3 separate regions of the Homo sapiens genome follow, and all the other regions are linked to region 1. Evidence: read pairs that join two places in POLR2A ChIA-PET (ENCODE). Cell type or tissue: MCF 10A. All regions are shown on one strand.

The links. ChIA-PET counts read pairs that join two places held together with the same protein. Peaks named below come from ENCODE experiments on the same cell type or tissue, not always from the same donor. Only the 100,000 strongest peaks of a DNase experiment are listed, where the experiment ranks them.
Region 2: POLR2A ChIA-PET joins it to region 1 with 7 read pairs; 7 of 35 experiments call an interaction of 5 or more read pairs at or near these places.
Region 3: POLR2A ChIA-PET joins it to region 1 with 5 read pairs; 6 of 35 experiments call an interaction of 5 or more read pairs at or near these places.

The regions. Positions count from the first base shown.
Region 1 is chr2:42,986,331-42,988,830 of GRCh38, forward strand. No RefSeq gene overlaps it. Among named protein-coding and RNA genes, the nearest start is that of LINC01819, 52 kb to the right of the region's middle. In MCF 10A, no CTCF peak of the experiment used is centred here; a DNase peak (open chromatin) is centred at 1,009.
Region 2 is chr2:43,178,128-43,180,627 of GRCh38, forward strand. No RefSeq gene overlaps it. Among named protein-coding and RNA genes, the nearest start is that of ZFP36L2, 47 kb to the right of the region's middle. RefSeq lists enhancers at 1-232, 233-757, 1,809-2,334 and a cis regulatory region at 498-1,354. In MCF 10A, no CTCF peak of the experiment used is centred here; DNase peaks (open chromatin) are centred at 694 and 974.
Region 3 is chr2:43,056,261-43,058,760 of GRCh38, forward strand. No RefSeq gene overlaps it. Among named protein-coding and RNA genes, the nearest start is that of LINC01819, 18 kb to the left of the region's middle. In MCF 10A, no CTCF peak of the experiment used is centred here; a DNase peak (open chromatin) is centred at 971.

The sequences.
Region 1 (2,500 bases):
TGCAGTGAGCCAAGATCGCACCACTGCACTCCAGACTGGGAGAGAGAGCGAGACTGTGTCTCAAAAAAAAAAAAAAAAAAAAAAAAAGAAAGGTAGGCCTGGCAACAGTGTGTGAGATGGATTTGAGAAGAGGAGGCCCAGGGCAGAAGGAGGGAACTATGTAAATATCACATAAGCCAATTCTGATTTCCCACAGAAACAATATATTAATAAAGGATTATGTTCCTGGCCATGGAACTGATATACAAAATTTTATAGAACTGACCACAAAATCAAACTCAGGCAGCTATCAAGGGTACACCCATAATCTGTACATCACAAAATTTTCTAACTAGTATATGAATAATTAAGCAGGGCCACACAGTAATGAAATATTACAATGCATGATGTAATACAATATCCTTAGTCTCATATTTCTGCCTTACAAAAGCAATCAGTTATTTTTTAACAGCTTTATTGAGGTATACTTGACTTATGATAAACTGCACATATTTCAAGTGTACCTAATGTGATAAGTTTTGACATGTTTATACACCCTTGAAACCATCACCACAATCAAGTAAATGAATTTTTCATCACCCGAAAAGTTTCCTCCTATGCAATCCTTCCTTCTACCTCTTTCCCATTCCCCCCATCCCCAGGAAATCACTGATCTGCTTTTTGTCACTATAGTTTGCATTTTTTAGAGTTTTATATAAATGGACTCAAACAGCAGGTATTCTTTTTTGCCTAGCTTCTTTCTTTCAGCATTATTATTTTGAGAATCATCCCTGTTGCAGTATGTATCAATACTTCATTCTTTACAATGCTGAGTAATATTCCATTGTATAGATATAACACAGTTTGTTTATCCATTCATCTGTTAATGGACATTTTGGTCGTTTCCAGTTTTAGGCTATTACAAATAAAGCTGGTATGAGCATTGATGAATAAGTCTTTGTATGGACACTTTTATTGCTCTGGACAAATACCTAGGAGTGGAATGGCTGGATTGCACAATTGTGTATGTTTAACATTTATTTTTTTTTTTTGAGATGGAGTTTCACTCTTGCTGCCCAGGCTGGAGTACAATGGCATGATCTTGGCTCACCGCAACCTCCTCCCGGATTCAAGCAATTCTCCTGACTCAGCCTCCTGAGTAGCTGGATTACAGGCATGTGCCACCACGCCCGGCTAATTTTGTATTTTTAGTAGAGATGGGGTTTCTCCATGGTGGTCAGGCTGGTCTTGAACTCCCAACCTCAGGTGATCTGCCTGGCTCAGCCTCCCAGAGTATTGGGATTACAGGTGTGAGCCACCGCACCAGGCCACAGTATGCGTATGTTTAACTTTTTAAGAAATTGTCCAAATGTTTTCCTAAGTGTTTGGTGGTTGTACCATTTAAGTTCTCATTAGCTGTGTATGAAAATTCCAGTTCCTCCACATCCCTGCCAGCACTTCGTATAGTCAGTCTTTTTTATTTTAGCTATTCTAATAGTTAGTGGAATGAGAGATCTTGTATCCATTTTTTTAGGCTGCTTTCTTCTTATTAAATTAAAAAAAAATTTTAGAGACAGGGTCTCTTTCTGTCACCTATGCTGGAATGCAGTGGCAAGATCATGGCCCACTGCAGTCTCAAACTCCTGGGCTGAAGCGATCCCCCTGCCTTAGCCTTCCTAGTAGCTAGGGCTACCAGCATGCACCACCACACTCAGCTAATTTTTTAAAAATGTTTGTAGAGAAGGGGTCTTGGTATGTTGCCCAAGTTGGTCTTGACCTCCTGGATTTAAGTGATCCTCCCATCTCAGCCTCCCAATTAGCTGGGACTACAGGTACATACCACTATGCCCAGCTAATTTTTAATTTACTTTTTAATTTTTTGTAGAGATGGGGTCTTGCTATGTTGCCCAGGCTGGTCTCAAACTTCTGGCTTCAAAGGATCATCCTGCCTTGGCCTCGGAAATTTCTGGGATTACAGGTGTGAGCTACTGCACCTGGCATTATTAAGTTTTTTTGTTTGTTTGTTTTGAGACGGAGTTTTGCTCTTGTTGCCCTGGCAGGAGTGCAGTGGCATGATCTTGGCTCACTGCAGCCTCTGCCTCCCGGTTTCAAGTGATTCTCGTGCTTCAGCCTCCCAAGTAGCTGGGATTACAGGCATGTGCCACCATGTCTGGCTAATTTTGTATTTTTAGTACAGATGGGGTTTCACTGTGTTGGACAACCTACCAATTTGTTTCATTATGGATCATGCTTTTGGTGTTATATCTAAGAAATTTTTGCCTACTCCATGGTCAAAAAGGCTTTCTTCTAGATGTTTCACAGTTTTAGATTTTACATTTAGGTCTAGAGTCCACTTGAAGTTATATTTTACGTATGGTGCAAAGTATAGTTTACTTTTCTGCTTATGGATATGTTCCAGTACCATTTGTTGAAAAAGACTATCATTTTTGTTTTGTTTTGTTTTTCGAGGCAGTGTCTTGCTTTGTCACTCAGGCTGGAGGCTGGAGTGCAGTAGCACAAA
Region 2 (2,500 bases), 190 kb after region 1:
TCAGCGTCCCACTGCACACATGGCAGATAAGTCTTGATCGATGTGCTGTGATAAAGCAGTTATCTGTGTGTACAGCTGGCTCCCCAAGAGACCGTGCCCTCCCTTCTCACTATTCTCTGGAGTCAGGCTCTGTAGCAGCCCAACATGGTTTTGATGAATGAATTAATAAATTTGCTCTGTGATCATGAGCAAATTCCCTCTGTCCTGTTCTCAACAACGGGAAGGCACTATCTTTACTAGATAAGTGAGAGGAAGGGGCCCGGAGGTGGAGGAGGCAGGGCCAGAGGAGGAATGGAGTGGCTCGTGACACCCACTGTGGGCAGATGGGATCTGTTAGGAGTGGCTTTGGCTCACTGGGGCAGGCCAGGGTGGAGAACTGTCACATACCCTGGTGTACCTCTGGCAAGGAGCTCTGGTGCCATGTGGGAATAGAAGTGCATGGTCCCTTGGCAAGGCTAACGTTTTGTTTTTAAAGAAGTCTGTGTTTCCAGCCTCTTCCTATCTAGTGACCTGGTCCCTGAGACCTGCCCACCCTCCCGGGCCATAGCACCAGCCATGCGACCTTGAACCGGTCACCACTCATCCCTGAACCTCCAAGTTCTCAGCTCTACTGACAGGGCTGCAGTGCCTTCATGGGCTGGTGCCTGCCTGGGAGGGAGCCCAGGGATAGAAGCCTGGTTCGCTGGCCACCTCCCGCTGGGGCGTTGGCCCAGGCTGCCAGGTTTCACGTTTCAGCTTTCAGAGTGTTTTCTTGTCTAGGGCACTTTCTATTTTTCAATACTTTTCCTATCACAGCCAAACAACAAAAAAGGAAATTGGTTGAGCCTTCTGAAGACCAAGGTCTGGGAGGGTGGGGGTGGGCAGAACCCACCATGGGAAAAGCTGGAGTCAGGGCTGAGGGAGGAGAGGCCTCTCCACCCGATTCCCCAGCACCCCTGCTCCCCTTCCTCCGGGGCTGACTCATTGTTTTGCAACAAACAGCCGGCAGCCAGGTCCCAGCAGTTTCTCAAGCCTGGCCCCCAGGCTGGCTGGGCTCAATCCTGGCCCTCCCAACTGCCTGGCCAGGCCCTGAACGATTGAGTTATCTCCACTCGCATCCCCTTTGTTTGGGGCGGCTACTTGCCCACTCAAGGTAAACAAATTCTGGGCCTGTGTGAAAAGAAAGGAACGGTTATCTCTGAGGCCCTCAGCGGCCTGGCTGGGGAGCAAGACTTTCAGAGGCTTCTGTCTCCAAAGAGAGGAGGGATTTCGGAGCATAGCGTCCAGAGGCCAGCTGCCTGGGTTCAAGCTCCACCTCGGCCACTGACTGCTGATGACCTTGGGCAAGTCCCTGACCTTCTGCTTCAACTTTTTTACCTGTAAAATTTGGGCACAATAATATCTATATCATAAAGTTGTTCTGAGGATTGATGAGTTCATATTTATAAAATGCTACATAAAGGATGTGAGGTTTTTTGGGGTTTTTTTGTTTTATTTTGTTTTTTGAGACCGAGTCTCGTTCTGTTGCCCAGGCTGGAGCGCAGTGGGGCAATCTTGGCTTACTGCAACCTCTGCCTCCCGGGCTCAAGCGATTCTTCTGCCTCAGACTCCTGAGTAGCTGGGACTACAGTCACACACCTCACACACCACCACGCCCAGCTAATTTTTATATTTTTAGTAGAGACAGGGTTTCTCCTTGTTGGCCAGGGTCGTCTCGAACTCCTGACCCCAGGTGATCCACCCGCCTCAGCCTCCCAAAGTGCTGGGATTAGAGGTGTAAGCCACCGCACCCGGCCTGATGTGAGTTTTTTAAAAAGCTACGTACAAGAGATGTTAAATGGGGGAAAAGGTGGGGGGTCCACAGGTAACATTAAATAAACTCAACACCCAAGGCCAGGCTCAGAGGGATTTTCCAGTGCCCCCTCCTCCACCCCACACCTGCTCCCACCCCCACCCCCTCCCCAGCAGGCCAGGCTCCTCCACTCTGCATCCCTGAGCCAGGGCATCGAACGGCCCAGCGGGGTCGGTACCGAGGCCCTAAGCTCCTTTTCAAATGGAAGCCGTACAGGGGAAATCCTCCAGGGAGGTAGGCGCCAGCCTGGGAGGATCTGGCCACCTGAGGACTTACTCAGAGAGGCTTTGGGGTTTGCATCCAGAGCTTTTGGAATTTCAAAAAGATGTCCCCACAGACGATGGGCCTGCAGGGGTGAAATGATGGAGGGAGGGTGGCCATGTCACCACCTCTCACCCACGGTGGGCTCTGTCCTACCATTTTCTTGTCTGGACTGATTTTTCCAAATAGCTGATTTCTCAGGCTCCAGATTCCAATCTGGTCCTGACACTTACTAGCTGGGAGACTTTGAGCGAGCTACTTTCTTTCTCTCAAGCTCCGTTTCCTTGTCTGTAGCAGGACATATTAATCCCTGCCTTGCATGGTGGGCAGGGTAGTAGATGAGGCAGCACAGGCCAAGCTCTTTGTGTGGGGCCTGGGTGTGAGGCCAGGGTTCCATTTGTGGTGTCC
Region 3 (2,500 bases), 70 kb after region 1:
CCTGGGAACTGGGGGGATGCAGGAGCAGCTGAGCCGGGACCAGAGTCCAGGCCGAATGACTTCACATCCAGAGCATGGTCTTCAACCTCCCCTGAAACCTCATGAAGCTGTGGGGAGTGCGTAAGTAAGTGGAGGTTTTTGGGGGAGAAAGTCCAGGAGAGTCAGGGCAAGAACTAAGCAGGGTTTCTAGTCCTCACCTGGTTTTTCCCATGGACAAATCACTGCCCAGGTGGCTGTGACAGGGATTCTGGGCTTGGGAAAGCCCAGAGAACCCCAGACAGGTTCCACACAGCCACCCACTATCCTCCCCTCTTGGGCTTGGTAAGGGGAGAGTGGCTGGCTGGGAGTCTGGGAGGAGAAGGTCCTGTCTCTCCTCATCTTGGAGGTGGGGCTGGGCACATCCAGAGTCACCCACCACAGGAGATTCAAGGGCCGAACCCCACAAGCTGCCAGAACTCCACAAGCTGCCAGGTTTTTCCCATGGATAAATCACTGACCAGGTGGGTGTGAGAGAGATTCTGGGCTCAGGAAATGCCCAGGGAACCCGAGACAGGTTCCACACACCTGGCCACCATTGACACATATGACACTTTTGTGTAAATTAGAAGAAGGCACCCTCACCAGGGAAGACAAACCAACAAAAAAAATTCCCTTTATGCCGGTGAACTTCAGAAAGGGCCCTTTCTTCAGCGTGGGCCTGCCCTGGCCCTCCCCAGCCCCCACACCCTGCCAAGCCTTGGTTCTGCTAGGTCTGTCCCAACTCAGCCAGCCAGCACTGCCCCCCACCCATGCCCTACCCTGCCCTATGGGGACAACCCCACCATCCACCCTGGGCCGCCAGAAACTGAGACCTGTTTCCAGGGTGACAGAGGGAGCAGGAAAAGACTGGGATGTGTGCCTTAAGGCTCTGAAACCCTGAACTAGGGCAGAGATGGGGCAGCATCTCAATGAAGCCGCTGACAGATTCTAGGCCTCACGCCAGCTGCACACCAGACCTGGCAGGGGACCCAGGCTGTGCCAGGCTGACAGGGCTGGTGGAATCAGGGCTGGGGAGCACACGGAGGCCACCCAGCCACCCTGGCCACAGAGGTGCCCCAAAGGCAGCAGAGGCTGAGGGACGTGAGGGTCCTGGGAGACAGAAAGCCCGAGTCCTCACTTAATGCAGGGGCATCCTCTGAGCCCTGCCAGGGGCCAGTGGCAGCTGGAGAGGCATCCAACTCCATCCTGCCCCAAGGGGGCTGGGCATCTCCTTCCCTCCACCCAGCAGCCTGGTTGCTCACCTCAGCACGGCTGTGGGGACGGCCGAAGGCACTAGGGGAGGGGGTCCTCTACCGAGTGCAATCCCGCGGTCCTCGGTCCTGCCTGGCCATCAGTCACCCGGGCAGCGTCAGGCTCCCACTGGATTCCATCAGCCTGCAGTGGGGTCCAGCATCGTTTTTTGTTTTCTTTTTAAGGCTCTAGGAGATTCAACTCTGCAGCCAGACAGGTCAGGAACTACTGAACTGATCAATATTGTCCCTATCGGAATGTGCCTGCTGTCATCACCACAGTGAGTGTCATGGTGTGGATTCTGACTCAGGGCTCTCTCCGCCTCACACTCCCCACACACTCAACATGGCCTGAATACCTCCAGAAATGGGATTCCTGAGACTCCACCGGGGGATCAGGTGGCCAGGTGGTGCTGCGGCAAGCCTGCTTCACATACTTCCTCTCCCAGGTGAACTCCTGCTGCTCTCTCCCTGCAGCCAGCCCCCTCCTGCTTCCTGAGCAACCCCCGCGTGCCCAGATCCTCTCAATCCTCCCTGCTTTCTGTCTCCTGTGAGGGGATGGAGGGAGGGATACGGTTCCAAATTCTATTCCTGCAGGTCAACAGCATCAGCATGGCTTTCCCAGCATGAAGTGGGTCGTTCTTCCAGGCCCACTGGGGGAATTGGAAGCCGCAGGGCAGACTCAGGGAATCACTGGAGATGGTGCAGTGACCTTTAAGTAGCGCTGCGGGACCACCAAGCTCCGGAACTCAGGCTACCCCCATGGACGCCCCCCCAGGTCACTGTTCTCTGCTTCTCAGGCTGGGGCAGTGGCTCCCCATTTCAAAGGTCCCTCTGCCCCAGGGGACTTTCAATCCCTTCCTCAGTGCCCACCCTGGTTTGAAAAGCTCTAATGAGGAGGCCACTGTGTTCACTGCAAAAGAGAACCCCTGGAGCTAGTGAAATCTGAGTCCTGGGCACAGCCTGGATGCAAAGCTTTTCTGAGTTCTCACAACCTGCACGAACACATACGTGGGAAAGTGTCTTAGAGCACGTTCATTTTTCTCTGGCAAAACCTAATTAACACGCAACGCCACCTTCCTCAGGAATCTGCTGCGTGCTATCATTGCAATTCCTAAGAAAGATTTAGTGAAAATTCTCTGGCTTTCCACGGCAGGCCTTGCTCATATTGTGAGTGTGTTTCTTACTCTCTGGACTCATGTCAGCAAGAAAATCAATGTCTTCCCAAGAGA